5 separate regions of the Homo sapiens genome follow, and all the other regions are linked to region 3. A link is an interaction called in ENCODE POLR2A ChIA-PET data of the cell type or tissue named here. Cell type or tissue: CD4-positive, alpha-beta T cell. All regions are shown on one strand. Region 1 holds the start of NLE1 (notchless homolog 1). Region 2 has its middle 20 kb from the start of SLC35G3. Region 3 holds the start of PEX12 (peroxisomal biogenesis factor 12). Region 4 has its middle 60 kb from the start of SLFN11. Region 5 overlaps SLFN12L (schlafen family member 12 like).

The links. ChIA-PET counts read pairs that join two places held together with the same protein. Peaks named below come from ENCODE experiments on the same cell type or tissue, not always from the same donor. Only the 100,000 strongest peaks of a DNase experiment are listed, where the experiment ranks them.
Region 1: POLR2A ChIA-PET joins it to region 3 with 29 read pairs; 10 of 35 experiments call an interaction of 5 or more read pairs at or near these places.
Region 2: POLR2A ChIA-PET joins it to region 3 with 22 read pairs; 6 of 35 experiments call an interaction of 5 or more read pairs at or near these places.
Region 4: POLR2A ChIA-PET joins it to region 3 with 23 read pairs; 8 of 35 experiments call an interaction of 5 or more read pairs at or near these places.
Region 5: POLR2A ChIA-PET joins it to region 3 with 24 read pairs; 6 of 35 experiments call an interaction of 5 or more read pairs at or near these places.

The regions. Positions count from the first base shown.
Region 1 is chr17:35,139,711-35,144,710 of GRCh38, forward strand. NLE1 (notchless homolog 1) reads right to left here and starts at 2,593. Exons shown (of 13, transcript NM_018096.5): 1 at 2,548-2,593; 2 at 2,269-2,412; 3 at 139-356. The coding sequence starts at 2,565. RefSeq lists an enhancer at 2,024-2,901. In CD4-positive, alpha-beta T cell, CTCF peaks have their summits at 2,649 (motif pointing left) and 2,848; a DNase peak (open chromatin) is centred at 2,621; H3K4me3 peaks cover 1,779 bases; H3K27ac peaks cover 233 bases.
Region 2 is chr17:35,211,623-35,216,622 of GRCh38, forward strand. No RefSeq gene overlaps it. Among named protein-coding and RNA genes, the nearest start is that of SLC35G3, 20 kb to the left of the region's middle. In CD4-positive, alpha-beta T cell, no CTCF peak of the experiment used is centred here; DNase peaks (open chromatin) are centred at 2,739 and 3,329; H3K4me3 peaks cover 2,219 bases; H3K27ac peaks cover 3,960 bases.
Region 3 is chr17:35,575,947-35,580,946 of GRCh38, forward strand. PEX12 (peroxisomal biogenesis factor 12) reads right to left here and starts at 2,625. Exons shown (of 3, transcript NM_000286.3): 1 at 1,950-2,625; 2 at 1,092-1,645; 3 at 1-235. The coding sequence starts at 2,075. RefSeq lists an enhancer at 1,889-2,704. In CD4-positive, alpha-beta T cell, no CTCF peak of the experiment used is centred here; DNase peaks (open chromatin) are centred at 2,105 and 2,695; H3K4me3 peaks cover 1,774 bases; H3K27ac peaks cover 2,297 bases.
Region 4 is chr17:35,310,763-35,315,762 of GRCh38, forward strand. No RefSeq gene overlaps it. Among named protein-coding and RNA genes, the nearest start is that of SLFN11, 60 kb to the right of the region's middle. RefSeq lists enhancers at 925-1,426, 2,605-3,264, 3,926-4,584. In CD4-positive, alpha-beta T cell, a CTCF peak has its summit at 2,143 (motif pointing right); DNase peaks (open chromatin) are centred at 2,139, 2,529 and 3,489; H3K4me3 peaks cover 1,922 bases; H3K27ac peaks cover 1,510 bases.
Region 5 is chr17:35,484,874-35,489,873 of GRCh38, forward strand. The region is part of intron 2 of SLFN12L (schlafen family member 12 like); the gene reads right to left. Among named protein-coding and RNA genes, the nearest start is that of SLFN13, 39 kb to the left of the region's middle. RefSeq lists an enhancer at 2,303-2,582. In CD4-positive, alpha-beta T cell, no CTCF peak of the experiment used is centred here; DNase peaks (open chromatin) are centred at 2,418, 3,018 and 3,528; H3K4me3 peaks cover 2,164 bases; H3K27ac peaks cover 1,510 bases.

The sequences.
Region 1 (5,000 bases), 440 kb before region 3:
TGCAAGCTGAGTCCAGAGCTTGGGTCTATGGTAGGCAGCCCTGAGGCCCCATCAATTATAACTCTGGGAGACCCTCCCCAAACCAGGCAAAGACTGCACCCCCACATACCCCCTCCATGAGTCTGCAGCTGTCCTTACTTTCCCGTAGGGCTGAAGGCCACAGAAATGACTGCCTCACTGTGACCCTCCAAGGAGCTGGTGCAGCGAGTCACAGCCCGGACTCTGAAGATAGCCTGTGGCTGGTAGATGATGTCTAGGACCTTCTCTGTCTCCACTGCCTGGGACTCCAACGTCTTCCCCAGTGAGGAGACGATCTCAGCATCGTGGACAAAGAAAGCCAGTGGCAGGGGATCCTCCTGAAGGACAATGGTAAAGGACAAACCCGCAACAATGGATGTGCAGGGGCACCCTCTGCCAGGGATGCTCCCCACTGAGCTGTGGGAGGTGAAGCTTCTTCTTTTCAGCCATCGTGCTAGGGATACCCCCATCATTGCCCATTGAGCAAGACCTTTTATTTATTTATTTATTTATTTTTGAGACAAGAGTCTCGCTCTGTCACCCAGGCTGGAGTGCAGTGGAGCAATCTCTGCTCACTGCAACCTCCGCGTCCTGGGTTCAAGAGATTCTCCTGCCTCAGCCTCCCGAGTAGCTGGGATTACAGGCACCCATCACCACGCCTGGCTAAGTTTTATATTTTTAGTAGATACGGGGTTTCGCCACATTGGCCAGGCTGGTCTCAAGCTCCTGACCTCAGGTGATCCACCTGCCTCGGCCTCCCAAAGTGCTGGGATTACAGGCGTGAGCCACTGTGCCCAGCCTAGCAAGACCTTTTAAGTCACTGAACAGCAGTTGCAGGACACTTACACAGCACTTGGAAATTCTTTTTTCTTTTTTTTTTGAGATGGAGTCTCGTTCTGTTACTCAGGCTGGAGTGCAGTGGTGAGATCTCAGCTCACTGCAACCTCTGCCTCCTGGGTTCAAGCAATTCTCCTGCTTCAGCCTCCCGAGGAGCTGGGACTACAGGCGCCTGCCACCACGCCTGGCTAATTTTTGTATTTTCAGTAGAGACTGTTTTCGCCATATTGGCTAAGCTGGTCTCGAACTCCTGACCTCTAGTGATCTGCCCACCTCAGCCTCCCAAAGTACTGGGATTACAGGCATAAGCCACTGCACCCGGCCTGAAATTCTTTATCTGCATCTCATAACAACCGTGGGAAGTAGATACTAATATTCCCACTGACAGTTTTCAAAAGCAGAGGCTCAGAACAACTAAGTAATTAGTTCAATGTCCTATTGCCAATGATTAATTCAGGTTCTTTACGTCCAAGATAGGATTAGCATATAGCATTATGCAGTGTTTCCCAAACTACCACACTACACTATATTTGTGTAAAAAGCTCCCAAAACGCCTGTTAAAAAATGTAGACTTTCTGCTTCATCCCAGAGTTTGGTTTAGTAAGGCTGGGATGGGGTCCAGGAACTGCAATTTTAAGGACCTCCCCTGTCCCCAGGGCAGCTCTTCAGTAAACACACTGGCTTAAAGGTTAAAAGCAAAGGCCGGGTGCGGTGGCTCACGCCAGTAATCCCCAGCACTTTGGAGGCCAAGGCGGGAGGATCACGAGGTCAAGAGATCGAGACCATCCTGGCCAACGTGGTGAAACCCAGTCCCCACTAAAAATACAAAAATTAGCTGGGTGTGGTGGCGCGCGCCTGTAGTCCCAGCTACTCGGGAGGCTGAGGCAGGAGAATCGCTTGAACCTGGGAGGCAGAGATTGCAGTGAGCAGAGATCACGCCACTACACTCCAGCTTGCCAGCCTGGCGACAAAGTGAGACTCCGTCTCAAAAAAAAAAAAAAAAAAGGTAAATAAATAAATAAATAAAAGCATGGGTATTCGGATAGTTTTGGGTTCCAATTCCAAATCTGCTACCTACTACATAGCATCGTGCAAAATACTGAGTCCCTCCGGGCCACGCTGTAAAATGGGGATATTAACGTGTCCCAGACTGGGGGACTGTGACAAAGAATCAATGAAATACAGCATCCGGTGCGTTCAAAGCTAGGCCCCTCTCCGCAGGTGGACCCCTTTGGTTGGCGTGTAAAGCGCTATGCCACTGATTCCATCTCTGACATAGGTGGGAGCTCACGCCAGGTGGGTCACCACAGTCCGTTAGCGGGGGACCATGAACCGCAGACCCTCGGTAATATGATTCCCCCACCGCATCCGCCCGGGGGTGGAGATGCGAGGCCGCCCTGGCCAGCCACTTACCTGGGCCAGTAGCGCGTTGCACACGAGCTGCAGCCTGTCCGGGGTGATGTCCACGGGCACGTCGAACGGGGAACCCAGCAGCTGCCCGCCCTCATCCTGGAACTGCACTAGCAACCGCTGCACATCGCGCGCCACCGCCTCGTCCTGCGCGAGCAAGTGGGGCGGGAGTCAGTCTGGTCGCCCGCCCAGAAGGGCCCCACTTCGCCTCTCTCAGGCCTCAGGGACCCGGGCCCTAGCGCCCCGCGGCGACGCCCCCCGCCCCCATCCACGCACACCCACCGGCACTGCTGCCGCCATCCTGCGTCCCCACGTGGAGGAGAAAGAGCCCGGCAGACAGAGCGCCGTCTCCGTGGTCGGGCGGGGTCGCCGCCGGCCACATCGCCCTCTGCTGTTGGGGAGGAGAAGCGTCCCGCTGCGCACGGCCTCAGGGATTAGAAATGGGCTTACCTGGTGCTCCTCCCGCCCCTCAACAGCCTTCACATTTATTTTTCGCCAGGGTCTTAGAGGACACAGTAAACTTTTGACTCTTCACAACAGGGATTCTTGCCCCATTTTAATTTAATTTCATTTTGAGACAGAGTTTCACTCCGTCGCCCAGACTGGAGGGCAGTGGTGCCACCACGGCTCACTGCAGTCTCGAACTTTCTGGCACAGCGATCCTCCCACCTCAGCCTCAGAGTAGCCTGGACTACAGGCACATGACACCCTGCCCGGTTATTTTTTTCTCATTTTTTGTAGAGACGAGGTCTCACTATGTTGCCCAGGCTGGTCTCAAACTCCTGAACTCAAGCAGCAAGTCCCCCACTCCCCAGCCTCAGTGTCCCAAAGTGCTGGGATTACAGGTGTGAGCCACCACGCCTAGCCTAGAAATTAGTATCCTTTTAAAAATGGATCAAGTCAAGGCTGGGCGTGGTGGCTGACACCTGTAATCCCAGCGCTTTGGAAGGCCCAGGCGAGCAGATCACTTGAGTCCAGGAGTTCGAGACCAGCCTGGCCAACATGGTGAAACCAGGTCTCTACTAAAAATACAAAAAAATTAACCAGCCGTGGTGGCATGCGCCTGTGGTCATAGCTACTGGAGAGGCTGAGGTGGTAGATTCTCTTGAACCTGGGAGGCAGAGGTTGCAGTGAGCCGAGCTCTCACCACTGCACTCCAGCCTGGATGACAGAGCAAGACTCTGTCTCAATAAATAAATAAATAAATAAATAAATAAATAAATAAATAAATAAATAAAATGGATCAACTCAATAATACTCGAGTACAAAAGCAAATCATTTCTACAATCATCAATGCTGTAAAGCAATAATAGTGATAATGACATCAACAAGTCAGGAATTGTTCTAAGTGCTTTCCCACATAACTCATTTAATTCTTACAACCCTTTTCTCCCCATATTACTGAGGAACTGAAGCAGACAGCAATGAACTTGAGCTCTTTTGCCTGAAACGAAGGATCTCCCTTGCCAACTCTCCTCTCTCTCCCTCCACTGCTCAGGCAGTCTCAAGCTCTGCCAAGTCATCCTCATGAACACAGCTTGAATCTGCTCTCCCCATCTCCACTGCCTCACTCTGGTCAGAGTCACCATCATCACCTGCCTGGACCGCTACAACAGCCTCCCGATGAGCCCCCCCATTTCCATTCCTGCCTCTTTCTACCCATTCTCCACGATGCAGCCAGGGTTATCTTTTCAGACCAAAAATCTGGCCTGCTGCTCTTCACCCTCAAACCCTGCGACGGCTCCCTTACATGCAGGAAAAAAAGAACACTCCTTATAATGGTCAATTCAGCCTTGCTATGTCCAGCCACCCCTCTCTTTAGGTTAAATCTTGCTGGCTTTTTCTGAGTTCTTACAAGGCATGGCTCTTCCTGCATCAGTGATTTTGCCCATGCAGTTTTTTCTGTCTGGAACTGTTATGGAGTGAATTGTGCCCTTCCCCTAATTCAAGCTTGTCCAACCCCTGGGCCACAGGCTGCATGCAGCCCAGGATGGCTTTGAATGCAGCCCAACACAAATTCGTAAGCTTTCTTAAAACATTATGAGATTTTCTTTCGATTTTTTTTTTCAGCTCATCAGCTATCATTAGTGTATTTTATGTGTAGCCCAAGGCAATTCTTTTTCCACTGTGGCCCAGAGAAGCCAAAAGATTGGACGCCTCTGCCCTAATTTATATATTGAAGCCCTAGCTCTGAATGTGGCTGTATTTGGAGATAGCATATATTATTATTATTGTTTTTTTTTTTTTTTTTTAGAGACAGGGTCTCACTCTGTTGCCCAGACTAGAGTGTAGTAGTGTGATCATAGCTCACACAGCTTCAAACTCCCAGGCTCAAGTGCTCTTCTTACCTTAGTGTTCTGAGTAGCTAGGACAACAGGTGTGTGCCACTATACCTGACACTCGGCTAACTTTTAAAAATTTTTGTAGAGACAAGGCTGTCACTCTGTTGCCTAAGCTGGTCTCGAACTCTTGGCCTCAAATGATCTTCCTGTCTTAGGCCTTCCAAAGTGCTGGGATTACAGGTGTAAGCCACCATGCCTGGCCTGGAGATGGGCCCTGAAAGGACATAGGAAGGGTTAATAAGTGAGTTTGTATGGGTAGGACACTAATCAGATAGAACTGGTGCCCTTGTGAAATGAGGAGACTCCAGAGTACTCTCTCTCTGTCTCTCCCCGCCCCCCGCACTGCCTCCCTGAGCACACACAAAGATGAGGCCATAGTAGGACACAGTGAGA
Region 2 (5,000 bases), 360 kb before region 3:
AGCTCACTGTAGCCTCCATCTCCTGGGCTCAAGCAATCCTCCCACTTCAGCCTCCTGAGTAGCTGGGACCACAGGTGCATGCCACAATGCCAGGCTAATTTTTTTATTTTTGGTGAAGAAGGGTTTCATCATGTTGCCCAGGCTGCTCTTGAACTCCTGGGCTCAAGTGATCTTTCCACCTTGGCCTCCCAAAGTGTGATTACACTTTGGGATTACAGGCGTGAGCCACCGCGCTCGGCCACACCTTTCTTTTCTATGCACTGTTGCCAATATACCATTCTGGCCCTGATCTTTGAGTTTCTGAGGTCTGTGGGCTGTTCACCTACTAGTATGGAAGTCCAAAACCCAATACACCTCAATAACAAGACAGTAGATTTCACTGCGGTTCATAACCATGAAAGATTTCAGAGGAAACAGCCACACAATGAGCCACGTTTCTGGGTTCTGCGCAAGTAGGTGAGTATTGTGTCTTGGGTGCAAACAGGTTCCGGAGATTATTCGCTAGGGGTTGCATTCCCCATGGTTGCCTGTGTATGAGCAAGTGTGTTGGAAATCTTTGTAGGGCAACAACATGGGATGGGGTTGGCTAGCCCATAAAGCTCAGTGTATCCCATCTCAAAAATCAACTAGGTCTGGCGCAGTGGCTTGTGCCTGTAATCCCAGCACTTTGGAAGGTGGAGGTAGGAGGATCGCTTGAGCCTGGGAGGTTGAGGCTGCAGTGAGCCCTGATCATGCCATTACACTTCAGCCTGGGTGACAGAGTGAGACCCCGTCTCAATCAATCAATCAACAATCAATAATCAATTAGACTCCTCTTGGGTACCAGTTCCCAGAGATTGAGGTCTGTGTGAAAAGAGATTTCCTTTCCATCCATTGCTTGGGGATGCGGGAACTAGAAAGGAACCCTCTAGGGCAGGGTCTGGGGCAGGGGGCCTGGAAGGTGGGCTGAGGATATTGGAAGCAGAGGGGTCTGGGAAGGGAAAGTATTGGGACTGTTCGGGATTGGTTTTATTGTTCATATGGAGTTCCTTGGTAGCTGAAGTGCCTGGGATACAAATGCCAAGATACCTACCCGCCCACCCAAAGAGTGGTAGTCTGCCTTCTTCCATTTGTACCTCTTGGAAATCCACCACCAAGCTTGGAGAATTCACCCTAACAAATTGTAAGTATTACCAGGTTTTCATGTAAGGATCTTGTGGTAGTGTGGATAGCTGTGATTGGCATGTGAGTCATAGCCAGTCACAGCTACCAATTACACTGAGGTTGGAACACCATTTTTACTTTCTGTACAACACGAGAAGCCTTGAAAATAAAATCTTAACCTTAAAAAAATAGTAGGCTGGGCACAGTGGCTCACGCTTATAATCTCAGCACTTTAGAAGGCTGAGGTGGGCAGATCGCTTGAACTCAGGAGTTCAAGATTAGCCTGGGCAACACAGTGAAACCCCGTTTCTACAAAAAAATACAAAAAATTAGCTGGACGTGATGGCATGCACCTGTGGTCCCAGCTACTTGGGAAGCTGAGGTGGTGGGATCTCTTGAGCCCAAGCAATTGAAGCTGCAGTGAGCTGTGAATGCACCACTGCACTCCAGCCTGGGCAACAGAGGAGACCCTGTCTAAAAAGAAAAAAAAAAAAAGTAATAGAGGCTGTAGGAAAGAACAGAGGAACAACAGCTACTTGGTGGGGCTGGGGCTACTAGCAGGTGGCAGTTAGTTGGTGAGTGTTGGGTGGGCCAAGGGTCTGATTTCTCATAATATCTAGGGATGGGGTGAAAATTCCTGCTGCCAGGCCAGAGGGGATGGTCAGCTCCAAGACAAGGAAGCAGTGTCCAGGTAAGAAATCTTCATTTCAATGGATCACAAACTCCTAAACTCTTAACAATTGAACAGAAGCATAGGTTTTATAATCTCTGTGCATGTGGGAAAACAGGAAAGAGCTCTTCCTCTCTCTTCTGGCTCGACAAAATAAATTCTTACGCGTATATCCCTTCCAGGAAAAAGCATTCATTTCAATGTCATCAGAACAGCACAACTTAGAGTTAAACAAGCCTTCAGGATGACAGACTTGGTAGCAGTTAGTGATTACTTTCATAGGACACAATAATATTCTCTGAAGTCTAGATGTTTTATACAGTTTTCCTTTGCTAGACATAACATTTGGAAAGACAATTTCAAGAAGCGAAATCATACCTACTTTTCTGCAGCTATAAAGGGTCGGAGAGACATTATCTACTTATCTTGCTGAGTTGGTTGTTTTCCCCACCAGATATGTAATTTTCAGAGCTAAGCACTGAAGTTTCACTAGTTATTTTGGAGAGAGCAAGTGCCAGACCCCAGAGTTCAAAACTTAGAAGATGCAAAGAAAAGGTCAGGATAGGATTATTATTATGTGGACTATAGATCTTGTGTTTCAGATCCACAGGAGTGGCATGAATATGGGTCTATGAAATGCTGATTCTATCAGATAATCTGCGGGGGGTTTTTCCTCCAATTATATGGGGGAAAAAAGCTGTGTAAGAAGAGATACATTGTCCACTACTTTCCAGATAGTTCTCAGATTTTTATAAGTTTTAAAAATCAAGTGGTACATGCACATAATATTGGAAGTGAAATAGTTTGACAGGGCTTAGTATAACACCAGCAGTCTCCTGCTCCTGCCCCCATCTTGTTCCTAGGGGCCATCACTTTGATGTTTCTTTTGGTACTTAGCTCTAAATGGTGCCATTTTGAGGTTTAACTAGATATTATCTATTTCCGGAAGATTTAGCTCAATTATACTCCCTCCCTATTTTGCTCTCCCCACATCCTGCCAAGATGATTTTATCACTGTTTTCGGTTAGAACAATATTCGATGTTCACCTTGTTATGAGCCTCTCTAGTCACAGTTGTGCTAGGTGATGTACTATGGGTGCATTTCATTTCTCATACAACTTTCTGCTTTCCTCAGGATTCATATCATCTTACTTTTTCTTTGTTTCATAACTTTTTTTTTTTGGTTAATCAAGTACATGAAGTCTACCATCAACTTTGTATCCTCAGGAGAAGGTCCCCCGAGCCTTCTGCCCTTGGATCCTGACTGGGGGCTCTCTGGGCCCACCCTCAGCTGTCATCCTGGACTCCCTGTCACATGTATCCAGAGGGCTCTTTTCCCAGGGTGGATCCTTGTTTCCTTGATGGAGCTGCTTGCAGGATATAGCATGGGAACAGGGTCAGGGCAGGGCTTGGGGGTGCCAAAGCCTCCCTGATTCACAGAAAAGTTGCATAGGGTACAGGGTTTTATAACTGTTTTGATGATTGGTACGGATTTCCTCTTTTCACAGACTAGATATTAGTCAGGGCTGCTTGTCACTCACAGATGTTTTTCTGATTTCAAAGATGATGTGTCCTTTGCCAATCCTGCGATTAACACAAGGGTAAGGAAACTCCAAGCCCCCTCTGCCCTTCAGTCTGGTTGTTCCAAACAAGTAGTCATTGAATTTTCTGCCCAGGGTCTACAAACCACCCAATACAGACAACCCCGTGTTCTGCTGACTGTGCCCAACATCTGTAGTGGCAGGTTTTCCCTCCTGGTGTCCTCGACCTCCACTGCATGAGGCAGCCTTAGCTCTTCTTCCCACATAATGAGGGCTGAGGTTTAGGTGTCTCATTTCTTATTTTTCATTTGGGGTATTGCAAAAAAGGGAACAGAGATGTCTTTGGTGTGACATCTTAAAAGTCTCCTATTACTACTATAATAAATGTAAAAATAAATGTAAAAAAAGATTCAGTAAAAATAAGTATAAAAAAAGTCCACTATTATTTAATTACCACTCTGCCAAAAAAAATTCTAGGGGAAAAAAAGTCCAGATGAAACATGTCACAATGCTAACAGTCTTTGGACAATAAATAAATCTATGTCCTTCCCTGCCCCTATTTCTAAAGATTTTTTTCCAGATTTCCCAAAATGTCAAGATTGACAGTGTATGTTAACCAATGGGAGAAAATAAAACAAACTTGAAAATTGTAAGGAGCTCTGAGTTTTTAAAACCTTTTCATTTTGAAGCAATTTAGACTTGTAGAAAAGTTATAAAAATAGTACAGTTCCAAACGCCTAGGCTTAAGCCATCCTCCTGCCTCAGCCTCCGAGGTAGCCGGGAATACAGGTATGTACCACTGTGTCCGGCGTCTCTGGACTTCTTTGATACCACTTTTATGTCTCACAGGTGCTTGATTTTCTTTTACTCTTACCATTCTAGCCATTCACTCAGTCTTCTTTGCAGGCTACTTTGCAATGTACATTTAATTTACCTCTTCCTTGATGGGGGCATTCCTCAGCCTTTGTTCTGAATGGGATGTTTTCAGAGTCTTCTACAGTATCTCTGGGTGATCTCTTCCATCCTGTTGCTCCAAGCTGATCGTGCCTGGATTTGTATCTCCATCGTAGGCCTGTTTCTTGAACTCTAGACTTATATTATTTAAGTCTCCATGTTCCTCGTCTACCAAATCCAGTTGATCACAGTGTACTGTTCATTTTATTTCCTAAATCTCTCCCAAATTTACCCAAGCCTCTCCTTCCCCACTGCCACTGCTCTAGTCCAGACCATCTCTCAACTGCTTGGCTGCAACGATCCTCTAATGGTCTCTCTGCCTTTAGTCTTCCCTCCCCACATCCTTCCTCTATTCTGAGTTAATAATACACCATCTAAAAGTGTAGACTGGACCATGTCTCTTTCTTACCTAAAAACTTTCATAAAGGCATAAACATGACCTTGGGAACCTGTTGGTCCGAAAAATAACTCAATTTAAACCAAGGAAAGAGAACTTCATCTTGAAGCAGTGTGTTTTCTGGATATTGTTAGATCTTTGAGGACAGAATCATGCTTGGCATACAGTGGCTAGTCAATAAATTGCTGTTGAATGAATTAATGAGTGAATGAGAAAATGGTTGTTTAATATCTCCTAAGATTATTGCCATTAAGTTAATAATTATTTGCCAAACAATTATGATATACAGGGCTCT
Region 3 (5,000 bases):
TGGGCACACAGTCTTCATTTTGGGTAAGAGGGGAGAATCAGAGTTATAGTCTAGGTGTACAGGTGGTGGTGGAGTAGGCAGGGCAGTCAATGACTTGATGGTTTCTTGATTTTCAGATGAGTACCACCAGTCAAGGAACTGCAAGAAGAATACACCCACAGAAAGGCCAGTAGACAGGGATAAGGCAACACCCCCAACAGCTTTCTTCAGAGCTGAGTTTATCTTCTCACTAACACTGTTGGGAGAAAAGAACAAGGAGGCAAAGAGAGAAACTTTATTTAGGTATCATTACAAAGTGACTAATATAAATGCAATTCTTACATTTTTCATCAGAATCACTGGGGGACTGAATGGTTGGTAGACTGGTACTATCTCCTTAAGGATCTATTCTAAGTGATTCTAACTTACAATATTTTAGGAGCATAGGAGCTAAGCTTTGTTTTTAGTAACATGATTAGGGTTTGGTTTTGTGTTTTGAAAGATAAATCAGAGAATTTGATTATATAGACCTCCCTTTTTTTAGTGGAAGATAGTGATCCAGAAAAAAAAAAAAAAACCCAATTCACTTAATAAAAAACTTAGCAGTATTGAGGAATGTATATATTTGAACTTGTAGGAGAACACAAATATGAACTAGAAGGAGCACAGCATCATGATTAAGAGCACAGTCTTAGGCTGGGTGCAGTGGCTCACAGAGCACAGTCTTTAGAATTGTATTGGTTTGGTTTGAATCCCAGCTCTGCCACCTTCTATGTACCTACGTGACTTTGGCAAGGTACTTAACTGCTTGGGTTTAGTTTCCTCAACTGTGAGCTAATACATTTACTTCATTGGGTTGTGTTGAGGATTGAGATAATGTACGTAAAGCAAGCACCTAGCACAGGGCCTGGGACATAGCAAGTATGCACTAAAGTATACCTAGAATGATGAAGGTTACCAGGATGACAGTCCTTGTTTTATGGACACAAGGAATAGCTTTTCTATGACTCTATGAAATGCCACAAAGTTAACAGGGAGGTGAATTTTACAAAACTGGGATACGATTTTCGAATTTACTAACTAAAGATCTTTTGGAAATGTTAAGGCCTTACCTCCTGGCTGGTTGCTGCATCATGCTGGCCTTAGCTGGTTTGTGCTCCAGAGCTTGTATATCCTGAACTGTCAGTCGACCTAGCTGAACTCCAGCCAGCCTCAGCAGTGGTGAGTGATGCTGAGCTTTTCCTAGGATGTATCGAAGTTGTTGTACAAGAAACCATCCTTCCCAGGCCATGTTCACAAATGGGTAGGCTGCCAGGAAAGCTCTGTAAAATCGTTTCCAGCGGGAAGAAGGGGGATGAATAGAATATTCATCCTCTTCTCTCAGGCTAGAAACCAGCTTCTCCAGCTTCACTTTCAGATAGGGAAGAAGAACCAGGAACATAATAGATTTCCAAAGCTGCTGCTTTGGGAGACCAGCACTAGCCAATCTCTGAGACTTGTGAGTGTCCCCCATTACAATTCTCTTTAAGCCGTAAAAGTTTTCAGAAAATGAGGCACTGGTTCTAGACAGATAATGTTGCTGGAGCAGAAGATCTAGCAGAGTAAAGATTTCATCAAACCACCTCCACAAGAAGCCATAGTGGGTGGGATTTGATTCTGCAAGAACCTAAAGCAAAATAAAGCAATAAGTGAAATTCATTCCATTACACAAGTTCTACACCTATTTACATTCCCCCTTTTCCTCTAAAGTCTACACAATTTGTTTTAAATAAGTCACTGTTGGACCCTGAAATGCTGGGTATTCAGTACAGGTCTCTACACATAACAGAGACTCAGTAACTCTTAAGTCATGGGATACAAGTTATTTGCAAATTGGCTATTTCAAACGCTAGGCTACCAAATAAGCACAAATTATTCGTTTGTTTTTTACCCAGTTGTCCCTAAAACCTTTCCAAGAATTAATACCTTACCTTGACCACATGCTGAAGAGCGGGTCTCACTGCTGTCATTAAACTGTCCTGTGCTACCACCTCAAAGATGGATGGCTGGTCATCGGCCACAGAAGCAGCTGTGAAGTGAGCCCCGTGCTCAGCCATAGTTTCCTGCGTGTACTGGCTTTCACTTTTCCCACAAACTCTCTCGTGAGCATGAACTTTTTCGGGAGGAAGAGTATCAGATGGGTGCTCAGTCTTAAAGGTAAACTTTCTGCATGATATCTGAAACTCGAAACTCAATCTTATGGGCAAAAATGAACTGGGAAAAAAAGACCTGGAGGCCGAGGGTAGTCTCAAGAAGGTTAAGAACAAAGTTAACTCGGACGTGGGTGGAAGTAGTATGTGGCGAGGGGGTAACTTGTCAAATGCTGCACGTCAGGGCAGAGCGTGACTGTGGGGGACAGGTATGGGGGAAGGAACGCAATCCTCTGGAGCTGCGAACCAGAAACGCCCCCTCCTCCCCAATCGTGAGAGCTCAAAAGCCAGCCGACTCTGAGGATTCAGTCGTGCCACTGTGAGCCCGGGACACAAGGGCTGACTCCAGCTGTTGGCTTTGAGTATCCCCGCCCGCGCCCGTCCTTGCTCGCTGACCCCAGGCGAGGCGCAAACAACCCACGACGCCACGTTTGAAGGGAGGTCTCCGCTTTATGACAGAAGCCGCACCCGGAAATGAAACCACCAGGACCTCTGGGATGCCTGGCGGAAGAGAGGCGCTCTAGTTCCGAATGCGGTCCGGAAACCAGAACTAGAGAACTCTATGACCCACCTGAGCTTCCGCTCCCGCCCCGCTGAAACAGAAGAGGGCCCTTGTGGGCTGGTTTTGGCTAGTTTGGTTTACTTTTCGTAGCTGGGTCTGCATGGTAGCCTCGCTGGAAAGCTACAGCTCTGAACCTCTCTCTGCGAGGTCTTTTTGACAAGCTGTTTGGGGCACCGCGCAGACGTCTGGCGCCGGGAGCCAGAGCTCGGGCCCGTTGCTGAGCCCTGTGTTCCTGCAGGCGATGAAGCTAGGGGCGGTGGGAGGAAGGGAATCTGGAGGTGGAAAGGACTTTGCTGTACGCGTGCGGCAGGGATGGTGGTTAATTTATATGTCTTAGCCTTCCAGAAATGATTTAAAGCGACATAGCAGGAGATAGGAGCCTTAGATTTATTGCCGCCAATTATAAGGAAAGATGATTGGATTGAGAAAGGTTCATGCTTGTTCCTCAGTACTTGAGACGGTTAATTTTCATCCAAGCTGGTAGTTTAACGTCTTCCAGGTTTTGGCTATATTCAAGCATAACTGCATGCACTTGCTATACTGGATGAAAATGGTCTCCATCCTTGAACACAGTTGTATATGTCACCACCAGCGATATGAATACAGTACTAACGCAGAGGGAGCTTTATGAATTGTAACTAGCATGCACTGGGGACACTTGACAGAAAGTTTCCTTTCATGCCGTTTTTATACCAAAATGAATGTGATTTACCTTAAGGTTTGTAAAGTGCTTTTATGTTATGTACAGCTTTGTCTCGCTGAAGTTGGCTGACACAGCCTTATTGAATTTGGATGAGAGTTCCACCTCTCCTCCCTTCCTCTGGGAAGTGCCACCTCTGGGCTAAATAGCTGGGAATAGAAGGTATTGTTTACTGCCCTAGAGGCCCTTATGTTATAAAAATAATTGGTTTGCATAATGAGAACCCTCAAAAACAAGGTTTGGATTTAGTTATTCCAATAGGAGAGAAAACCTTACAAATTGTCCTTAATTATAGTTATAAAAAGTGTTTTTTACTCTACCAAAAGACATTATATTGATATATGATTTTTACCTTACAGAGTTTTAAGACTAGACATAGTTTATCCATATGAAGCACCTGGATACATATTAGGTGCTTGTTTAATAGTAACTGTTATGTACAAGCTTTTCTTAAGTGAATAGCAAAAATACAAAGTTGAGAGGTAGCATCAACTAAATCAAGCAGGAAATTAAACATTTTTGTCACTTAGGGATCTTTGGTTACAAGCAACAGAAACAAACAGGCTAATTTAAACTAAAACGGAATTTATTAGAAGTGTATGGAGTAGCTCACAAAATAAGTAAAGCCAGCCCTGAAAGAACAGGAACTTAACAATACTATTGGGACTGCCTAACAGGAATTAGAAGTTCTTATCCAGGCAACGTTGTTGCAGTGAACGAGCTTCCACCAATTTCTGTTTGTGACTCTGCTCGTGATACAAATTTTGACTGACCTCTCTTGGTTCAAGTTCCCTCTCCACCCTGTCTTTCACTCTTAGCCAGGGGAAGGCAGGATGTCTTGATTGATAGTCCCATGGAAGTACTCCAAAAGTTAACTAAACGTATGGCATAAGAACGCCTATAATCCCAGCACTTTGGGAGGCCGAGGCGGGTGGATCACCTGAGGTCAAGAGGTCATGACCAGCCTGACCAACATGGAGAAACCCAGTCTGTACTAGAAATACAAAAAATTAGCTGGGTGTGGTGGCACATACCTGTAATCCCAGCTACTCGGGAGGCTGAGGCAGGAGAATCGCTTGAACCCTGGAAGCGGAGGTTGTGGTGAGCCGAGATTGCACCATTGCACTCCAGCCTGGGTAACTGAGCGAGACTCCATCTCCAGAAAAAAGAAAAGAAAAAGGAAAGGTAGGGCCTGGTATGGTGGCTCATACCTGTAATCCCAGCACTTTGGGAGGCTGAGACGGGTGGATCACGAAGTCAGGAGTTTGAGACCGGCCCAGCCGACATGGTGAAAACCCATCTCTACTAAAAATACAAAAATTAGCTTGGAATGATGGTGCATGGTGGTGGATGTCTGTTATCCCAGCTACTCTGGAGGCTGAGGCAGGAGAATCACTTGAACCCGGGAGGTGGAGGTTGCAGTGAGCCGAGGTCACACCACTGCACTCCAGCCTGGGGGACAGAGTGAGACTCTGTCTCAAAAAAAAAAAGAAAACAGAAATTTGCAACTCGAATAAGAGGTCTGGGAGGCCCAAATCTTTTAGACGTGATAATCGGAATGCCCTTCTGA
Region 4 (5,000 bases), 270 kb before region 3:
AGTGAGCCAAGATCACACCGGTGCACTCCAGCCTGGGTGAAAGAGCAAGACCCTGTCTCAAAAAAAATTAACTTTTTGTTGTTTTTATTCATCTTATTGTACTGACTATGTCTTGAAAAGTTGGTTTTTACTATATTTGTTTATCATTTAATCTTTCTATTTAAGATAAGAGTAGTTTACACGGCACAGTTACAGTGCTATACTATTCTGTGTTTTTCTGTGTACTTTCTATTGCCAATGAGATTTGTACCTTCAGATTATTTTTTCTCATTCATTAATGTCTTTATTTCTGATTGAAGTACTGCCTTTCACATCTCTTGTAGGACTGGTCTGGCGTTTATGAAATCCCTGTTTCTGTATGTCTCGGAAAGTCTTATTTCTCCTTCATGTTTGAAGGATTTTTCACCTGATATACTATTCTAGGGTGGGTGTTTTTTTCCTTCAGCACTTTAAATATGTCATGCCAGCTCTCTCCTGGCCTGTAAGGTTGAAATGTCTGCTGCCACACTTATTGGGATTCCATTGCATATTATTTTTTTCTTTTCTTTTGCTGCTTTTGGGAGCTTTTCTTTAACCTTGAGCTTTGGAAATTTGATTATTACGTGCCTTGAAGTAGTCTTCTTTAGGTTAAATCTGCTTTGTGTTCTATAACCTTCTTGTAATTGGATATTGATTTCTTTCTCTGGGTTTGGGATGTTCTCTGTTATTATCCCTTTGAATAAACTTTTTACCCCTATCTCTTTCTCTAGCTCCTCTTTGTCCAATTTCCACTCTGTGCCTTTTAAGTGGAACATTTAGACCATTTACATTCAACGTTAATATTTATATGTGAGGTTTTTAATCCTGTTGTGATGTTGTTAGCTGGTTTCTTTGTAGTCCCGATTTGTGTAGTTGCTTTATAAGGTCTGTGAACTATGTATAATACTTAAGTGTGCTTTTGTGGTAGCAGGCATCATTCTTTCATTTCCATATTTAAAACTCTCTTAGGATATCTCGTAATGCTAGTCTAGTGGTAAAAAATAAGGTCCTTTAACAATTGCTTGCCTGGAAAATATTTTATTTCTTCTTTGTTTATGAAGCTTAGTTTGGGAAGACATCAAATTCCTGGTTGGACTTCCTTTTATTTGAGAATACTGAAAATAAGTACTCAATCTCTTCTCATTTGTAAGGTTTCTGCTGAGAAGTCCATTGTTAGCCTAATGGGGTTCCCTTGTAAGTGATCTGACATTTTTCTCTAGGTGTCGTTTAACATTTTTTCTTTAGTATTGACTTTGGATACTCTGGTGACTATGTGCCTTGGTGACATTTGTCTTGTATAGTATCTTGCAGGTGTTCTCCAGGTTTATTGTGTTTGGATGTCTACCTCTCTAACAAGATTAGGAAAACATTTTTGAATTATTCCTTCAAATAAGTTTTCCAGCTGTTTACTTTTTCTTCTTCTCTCAGGAATTCCAATCTTTTGTAGATTTGGTTGCTTAACATAATCCTATGTTTCTAAAAAATTTTACTCATTTTTAAACAATTCTTTATTTCTGTGTGACTGAGTTAGTTAGAAATATTGGTCTTCATGCTCTGAAATTCTTCCTTGTGCTTGATCTAGTCTGTTGATAGAGATTTCAATAGTATTTTGAAATTCTGTAAGTGAGTTTTTCAATTTCTGAAGATCTGATAAGTTTTAAAAAGATGCTTATCTCTTCCTTCATTTTCTGGATTGCTTTAGTAGTTTCCTTGCGTCGATTTTCAGCCTTGTCTTGGATCTCGTTGAGCTGCCTTGCAATCCATGCTTTGAATTCTCTGTCATTTCTGAGCTTCCTTTTTTGTTAGGGTCCATTGGTGGAGAGCTAGTGTAATCTTTTGGTGGTGTCACAACATTCAGATTTTTCATGGTGCTGGAATTCTTACACTGTTTCCTTCTTATCTGGAGAGGCTAGCACTTCTAATTTTTGTAATTAATTTAATGTGGAAAGAATTTTTTTTCTTTGCCTTTCTCCCCCACCCCATCTCTAGCAGGGTATAGCTACAGAGTATGTTGAGTAGGGCCTTCTGGCTTTGCTTCTGTAACCCTATGCACTTCTGTTGGCAGGTTTTACACTGGGCTGTGATATTTGATCTACAGGCCAGTAGATGGCGCTTAAGGGTAATTGTCAGCTGCGGCACAAGCAGAGGAGTATGTAACTGATCTTTGTTTACTGTGAAGTTCTCTCTATTGTCTCAGGAGGTGGGCTGGGCAGTGGAGAGCCCCCTACCCTAAGCTTTCCTGTTCTTGGAGGGTAGCTGGAGCCCCTAGCTTGCCTAAGAAGGCCCCAGTAGTGAGTGCAGGCACCAGCCCTGATGACAGTGGGTGGGTGGCTCCCGGTGAAATGCGCTGAGGTGTCTTTGGGGTGAGGAGGTTAGGGGGCTGTACTGGCTCCCCATCCTACATAGGCAGGAACATGATCTGTTTGCCTATCACACCCCTGTTCTGGGCGGGGTTGGTGACTCCTAGTTCAGACACACATAGCCAATCTCTGGACCCCTACGTGGTTGAGAGCCACAGGAAACTGTTTTGTGAGTCTCCGTGGGAGTGGTTTGGGGGCAAAACTTTGTAACTCAGCCCAATAGAGATAGCTTTGTGGCTCCTCTGTTTTCTGATGTGGTAGCACTGCTGCTTCATGTGAAGGGTGGGGCGGGGAGAGCTCCACCCCAAACCCTTACATGGTTGGTTATGGTGGTGTCCGCTGATTGGGTCCACCTGACCTCGGCCCCGGTGGAAGTTATCGGGTGGCAGCAGAGTTGGAATGGGATAGGTAGTTCCCCGTTTCCAGGACCCCAGACGGCCTGCTGGGACAGTGTATATGAGTCCGGAATGGGCTGGACCAGGGTCAGGCTAGCCCAGACTTCAGGTACGGGCTGTGATGACGAGGAGTGGGCTAGTCTCCCGGGTCGGTCACCGCTGAACTCTCAGGTGAGGGCAGGCAGAGCACTTGGGCGGTGGAATCCCAAGGAAGATCAAAAGCTTGGGGGGTTGGGTTTTCAGAAGGGCTCTGGGCTGCAGCTGAAAATGTTTACATGGGGCAGGGTGGCTGTGCTGTGGGTCTTTCACCGGGGAGGGCAGGACCCCTCAGCTGGGGCAGTGGGGACGGGGCACTCTTGCACTTCCCTCCCACGCAAGCAATGCTGGATTTCACTGCTGCGGGCACACAAAGGTGCAAAGCCTCCTCTTCCCACGCTGGCCTGGGGGTGGTAGGGATGGAGCCAAAAAGCTTGTTGCTGGCCTCAGGGAATTGGGCTCTCAAAGGAACCGAGCCATGGCCATAATTTCAGGAAGGGGCAGGAAGGCCGTTGTGGGCCGGAAGCCAGCGAGCCCGATTTGGCAGGGGACAGCAGACGCGGGGAGTCCTCGGTTACACAGTCTCCTCCTTCTTATCTCAGCTGAGACATCAGTGCTGAAGGCACAGGAAGGTGTCCAGCCTCCTTGTTCCCTCCCAGACCCGGGGGCAACAGGGGTGGAGGGGGAGGCAAAGGCAACAGAGATCGAAAAGGGCCTGTCAGCTACCTCAATGAGTCCTGCACGCAGAGGAACACCAAGTCTCCACCGCGGTGTTCGGGCAGGAATGGGGCGGGTGCACTGGGTGCCAGAAGGTGGTGAGCCTCATAGTGTATGCAGAGAGTTGCCCGGTGTGTGCAGTCTGTCCATTGTTCCTCCGTATCTTGGCTGTGACATCCATGCTGGAGGTACACACAAATGTGTCCAGTCTTCTTGTTCCCTCCTTGGCCTGAGGGCAGCAAAAGCGGAGGCAGCGGCAGTGGCGACTGTGGAGGGCTTGTCAGTTACCTCTGGGGAACTTGATCCCCATTACAAGCCATTACGAGCCACAGTGTTCAGGCGGGGTCAGGGCAGCTGTGCTAGGAGCCCAGGCCTGGGACCCTGTCTGGTGAGGAGCAGTGGGGATGGAGATGTTGTGCAGTGTGCAGTTTGGCCTCTCCTCAGCACCACAGCTGCACCACAACCTAGGGTTGTGCAGAAGAGGCTGGTCCCACTTGTTGGCAGGGCTGCATGGGGATCAAAGGCCCAGGGGTTCCACGTGGGCTTGAGTGTGCCTCTGCATAGACCCTCTGTAGGTCTGGAGGCCTACACAGTGGGGTGGGGGTTGGTCAAGGGACTCTCCCATACCCTGAATTGCAAAGACCTAAGTGTAGATTCCCCAGGGACTCTTTCTCTGCCTTAGGGAGCTTCTCCCTGCTCCAGCTCTGCCTCTCTCTCTGTTCTCTGTGGGTCCCATCACTTCCTTGAAGAAAATCCTAGCATGATCTCAGCCTATTCACTTGTAGAGTTAGTATTTACTCACTACTTTGTGTTCCTCTCTGAGAGAGAGGCAGGCACTAGCTGCTTCTACTCAGTCATCTTGAACCGGAACCTGATACTCTTCTTTTTTTTCTTTTGAGGCAGGGTCTTGCTCTGTAACCCAGGCTGGAGTGCAGTGGTGTGACCTCAGCTCACTGCAGCCTCAACTTCCCAGGCTCAAATGATCTTCCCACCCCAGCCTCCTGAGTAGCTGAGACTACAGGCACACATCACCATCCCCAGCTAATTTTTGTATTTGTTGTAGAGACAAGGTCTCCCTACGTTGCCCAGGCTGGGCTCATGTTTCCCAGGCTGGGCTGCAACTCCTGGGCTCAAGCGATTCACCCACCTCAGCCTCCCAAGTTGCTGGGATTACAGGGAGGGGCCGATACTCTTTTTCTGATAAATGACTCAGTCTTTTTGTGTGGCTGCCAATGGAATCTGTTTTTACATTCCGACAAGTATATTTTGGGTTATGTCCCAGTGTTGACTACTCAGTGTTAAGCTTCTCAGACACACGGTAGGCCTCTATGATATATAGATTCAGGTGCTCTTTTAGTTTGAACACATTTTATTCCATTATCATTCTAAATATTTGCTCCATTCTACTGCTTTATTTTACTCTTTGACAGGTTCCAATTATATATACACTGAAAATCCATTGACTATCTTCTCG
Region 5 (5,000 bases), 91 kb before region 3:
TTAGTTGGGTTTTAGATTACTGATTCCATCTCCTTACTAGACATAGGTCTATTCAGATTTTCTGTTTTTTCCTGACTCAGTGTTGGTAGGTGATGTGTTTCTAGGAATTTGTCCATTTCATCTAGGTTATTTGATTTGTTGGCATACAATTTTTTACAGTACACTCTTATAATCCTTTTGATTTCTATAAAATCAATAGTAATGTCTCTTCTTTCTTTTTTGATTTTAGTTGAGTTTTTTCTTTCATCAATCTAGCTAAAGGTTTGTCAATCTTGATCTTTTCAAAAAACCAACTCTTTATTTTTCATTAATTTTTTCCTACATATTTTGACTTTTTAGTATAGTCATTTTGACTAGATGAGATGGTATTTCATTGTGATTTCGCTTTGCAGCTCTCTGATGATTAGTGATGTTGACCTTTTAAATGTTTGTGAGCAGCTTGCATGTTTTCTTTTGAGAAGTTTCTGTTCATGCCCTTTGCACATTTTTTAAATGGAGTTGTTTGTTTTTTTCTTGATTCATTTAAGTTCTTTATAAAGTCTGGATATTAGTCTTTTGTTGGATGCATGACTTGCAAACATTTTCTCCCATTCTCTAGGTTGTCTGTTTACTCTGTTGAGACTTTTGCTGTGCAGACGCTGTTTAGTTAAGTCCCATTTGTCTATCTTTGATTTTGTGGCATTTGCTTTTGAGATCTTTATAATAATTTATTTGCCCAGGGCAATGTCTAGAAGAGTATATCCTAGATTTTCTTCTAGAACTTTTATAGTTCGTGGTCTTACATTTCAGTCTTAATTTTGAGTTAATTTTTGTATATGGTGAGAGACAGGGATCCAGTTTCATTCTTCTGCATATGGTTAGCTATTTATTGAATAGGGTGTCCTTTCTCCATTGGTTATTTTGGTGGACTTTATCAAAGATGAGTTGGTTGTAGGTGTGAAGCTTTATTTCAGGGGTCTTTATTCTGTTCCATTGGTCTACGTGTCTATTTTTGTATCAGTACTATGTTTTGGTTACTGTAGCCTTGAAGTATAGCTTGAAATGCAGTAATGTGGTGTAAGGCTCCCTATCCTGTTTTGTTCTTTTTGTTTAGGATTGCCTTGGCTATTCAGGCTCTTTTTTGGTTGCATACAAATTTTAAATCATTTTTTCTAATTCTGTGAAAAATGACATTGGTAATTTCATAGGAATAGCATTGAATCTGTAGATTGTTTTGGGGAGTGTGAACATTTTAATGATACTGATTCTTCCAACACATGAGCATGGAGTGCTTTTGCATTTGTTTGTGTCGTCTATGATTTCTTTCAGCAGTGTTTCATAGTTCTCCTCGTAAAGTTCTTTCACCTCCTTGATTAGCCCCTGCTCTCCAATTCTTCTTGCAGCCTCTGTAACTGGAGTCCTGTCCCCTTTCCTCCCAGCCCAACTTCCTGCACTGTCTGTATCAGGCCTTGCCCTGGATGAACCCTTTTGGCTCACCCACCATACACAGAAGGTGACAGAAATCACATCTCACCCTCAGATTGCTTAAGGAGGGTACGCATACCACTGGGAAACTTGGAACCCATGGGAGCTGCAGTTGAGCCACCTTATAGAGGACCGAGCACTTGTGGACTAGCCTGGGATCCTGGCCACCCGAGTCCAACACCTGCAGCCATGTAAAACTTTCCATGGTTCAAAACCTCAGGCTTCAGGCATACATCTGGAACACAATGCTAAAATTAAATAAATAAATAAATAAAAACGAGCTGAGGACTGAGCCGACCAAATCTCTAGGGCCTAAAACTCACTGGCCTCCCTTAAACCTTGGGTCTAGGTTTACAGGTTAGATGTTTCCACTGAAATCCTTTATACTTTTGACTATAGGGGAAATTCTATCAGACCTGAACTCATGATTTAGGCTATGTTGTTGGCTATCTTTAATGGGAATGGGGGTGGCATTCATATCTCCTTAGAGTTATGCCAGAACAACAGGTTAGTAAGAACTGCAACCCACAAGGGTGGGACAGGAGGCAGAAGAGCTACCTCCTGGGGAGCAAAAAGCATAGAGCGTGATTTGCCGTCTTCGGATACCACTTTGCATTTAGTTCGGAACAGCACTGCTTTCACCCTTTCCCTCTTCTAGATGATAAACCAGCAGCGCAAGAGGGTGCTTGGTTTTTCTTTCAGGATCTAGGGCGCAGTTCGTCAGTGCCTGGTCACATTTCACCTAAATAACCCATTCCCCAACTCCCTGAATGCTCAGGACTCCAGGAGGGTGGGCAACCCCCATCCGATGGACACCTGCCAAGTCTGGCCTGTCCATACAGCACTCCCCACTTCTCCAGCTCTGCACCAACACCTCACGGGCTTGAGCCACCGCGCCCGGCCGCCCTGCGGCTTTTTAAGGCGCTCCCCAGCCCACGCACGGGCGGAAGTTTTGTCATCTACAGCTTTCAAGTCCTCCATTGCTAAGTCTACAACAGCCTGCGGTTTTGACAGACATTGCTACAGAGACAGGAGCCAACTTTCCCAGAAGGGAGAGAAAGCAGCCTCGGGTCTCCCCGAGATCGGTGGGGTTGCTCTGGCAGCGCCCCACCTCGTCCCGGAGCCCACGGACCACCCCCCCCGGACCCCCGGAATAAGAAACGGAGGCTGGAAGGTTTGGCAGTGGAGCGGGACGAATTTATCTGCCAGCAATTCCCTGGAAACAGGATTCCTTGCAGGCGCTGTGCCAGCGCGGGCCCTTAAGCAACTGAAAGTTAAACGCCCACGTGAATAGCTCTGAGGGATCACGGAGAAGTTCTCGTTTCGTCTGTACCTATTTGTATTTTCTAAGGCGAAAAAAAAGTTATTTAAAGAAAAAGAGAACGAACCTGGCGAGGTCCATGTCTGCGCACTCTTCACCAAGTAGGGGGACCTGAGTTCTTTTCCACTTTCCTGCTCTCCGCGTCCGTGTGCGGCTAGCCCCTCGCTCAGCTGCATTTCTATCGGGCACTCGACTCCCCGGAAGTGGTGGCACCGCACGCGCTGTTATCGACTCTGCGCCTTTGGAAACGGTGTGTCTGCGAATCCAACGACGGGCGCGGTGACTCACGCCTGTAATCCCAGCACTTTGGGAGGCTGAGGAGGGTGGATCACCAGCTTAGGAGATAGAGACCATCCTGGCTAACATGGTGAAAACCCGTCTCTACTAAAAATACAAAAAAATTAGCCGGGCATGGTAGCGGGCGCCTGTAGTCCCAGCTACTCGGGAGGCTGAGGCAGGAGAATGGCGTGAACCCCGGAGGCGCAGCTTGCAGTGAGCCGAGATCGTGCCACTACGCTCCAGCCTGGGCGACAGAGCAAGACTCCGTCTCAAAAAAAAATTGACGAAGGACCAAACCCCTAAAGGGGTGACATTCCAGCTTGACTCGTATCCCAGAGCAGCCCTGCTGTCCCCTTGCTTGAAAGCGCAGTTGACGCCAGAAACCGGGGGAGAGCAGCTACTAATGCACAGGGGAGGAGGGAGGTGCGAGGAGCGGGTTGCTCTCAGAGAGACAGAGTTGAACAACTACCCCTTGCGGTGTAGGAAGTATCTTGCGGCCTTCTAGGCCAATTAGTTGGCTTCGAACAGTCCAGTGGCTCCTCTAACTGGATACAGCCCTCCTGTCACGTTGCTTTCGTGGGGCCCTTGTTATGGTAATTACGATAATACACGTTTCTCCAGCCCACACGTCTAAGAACTGTTGCGAGAACCCATACTTTTTGAAATGCACACAGGCCAAAATGACTCACTAACTGAGGAGTTCACCAGTCTGAATTGCCCTTTCTCCCTAGCTCCATCCCACTCCGGACTCAATTAAGGGCCTGCCGTTGGAAGTCCCATCTAGAATCTTAAGGTACAGGCAGAGTACTTCTTCACACTGAATGAGCACATGCATTGAAAGTATATAGCTGGCCGGGCGCGGTGGCTCAGGACTGTAATCCCAGCACTTTGGGAGGCAGAGGCGGGCGGATCACCTGAGGTCAGGAGTTTGAGACCAGCCTGGCCAACATGAAGAAATCCCGTCTCTACTAAAAATACAAAAATTAGCCGGGCGTGGTGGCACGCGCCTGTAATCCCAGCTACTCGGGAGGCTGAGGCAATAGAGTCTCTTGAACCGGGGAGGCGGAAGTTGCAGTGAGCCCAGATCCCGCCACTGCACTCCAGCCTAGGCGACAGAGCGAGACTTTGCCTCAAAAACAAAACAAAACAAAAGTACATAGCCGTGCTTTTCTTCATTTCATCTGATTCTCACGCCAGCTCTAAGGAAACAGCTTCACTGAAGTGAGGAAACTCTTCTTCAGTCACTGACTTACAAAATGGTAGTGCAGGGATTTTCCCAGACCACCAAGAAGGCATCCAAGAAGTAAGCAAAAAAGATTACGACGTCGTTCCTATACCGTGGCAGTGGCTCACGCCTATTATCCCAGCACTTTGAGCGGAGGAGACAGGAAGGTCGCTTGACCCCAGGACTTCAGGACTAGCCTGGCAATATAAGGAGACGTCATCTCTACAAATAATTTTTTAAAATAACCGGGCGTGGTGGCAGTGCACTTGTGGTCCCAGCTACTAAGGAGGCTATGGTGGGAGGATCACTTGAACTTGGGCTGTTGAGGCTGCAGTGAGCCGTGATCAGGCTACTGCACTCCAGCCTGAGCGACAGAGTGAAACCCTGTCCGTATATATATGTACATATATATATGTAAAATGAATGCAGCAATATACCCCCCAAAATTATATTAAGACCAACAGAGGTTTACTCTCGGTATCCAAGAGTGATTTAGATGTGAAAATCAATCGGCCTATTCACTGCATTAATGAAAAAAGGAACATCACATGATCATTTCAATAGATACCGAAAAAGCATTTGACTCTTGAAAGTTATCCTCAGAAAGAATACATATGACGTCTGCACTTATTCCATAGATCAAAACAAGTCACCTTGCCAAGCCTAATATCAATGGGGCAGAAAACTGTCATCTACTTCCGGAGAGGAACA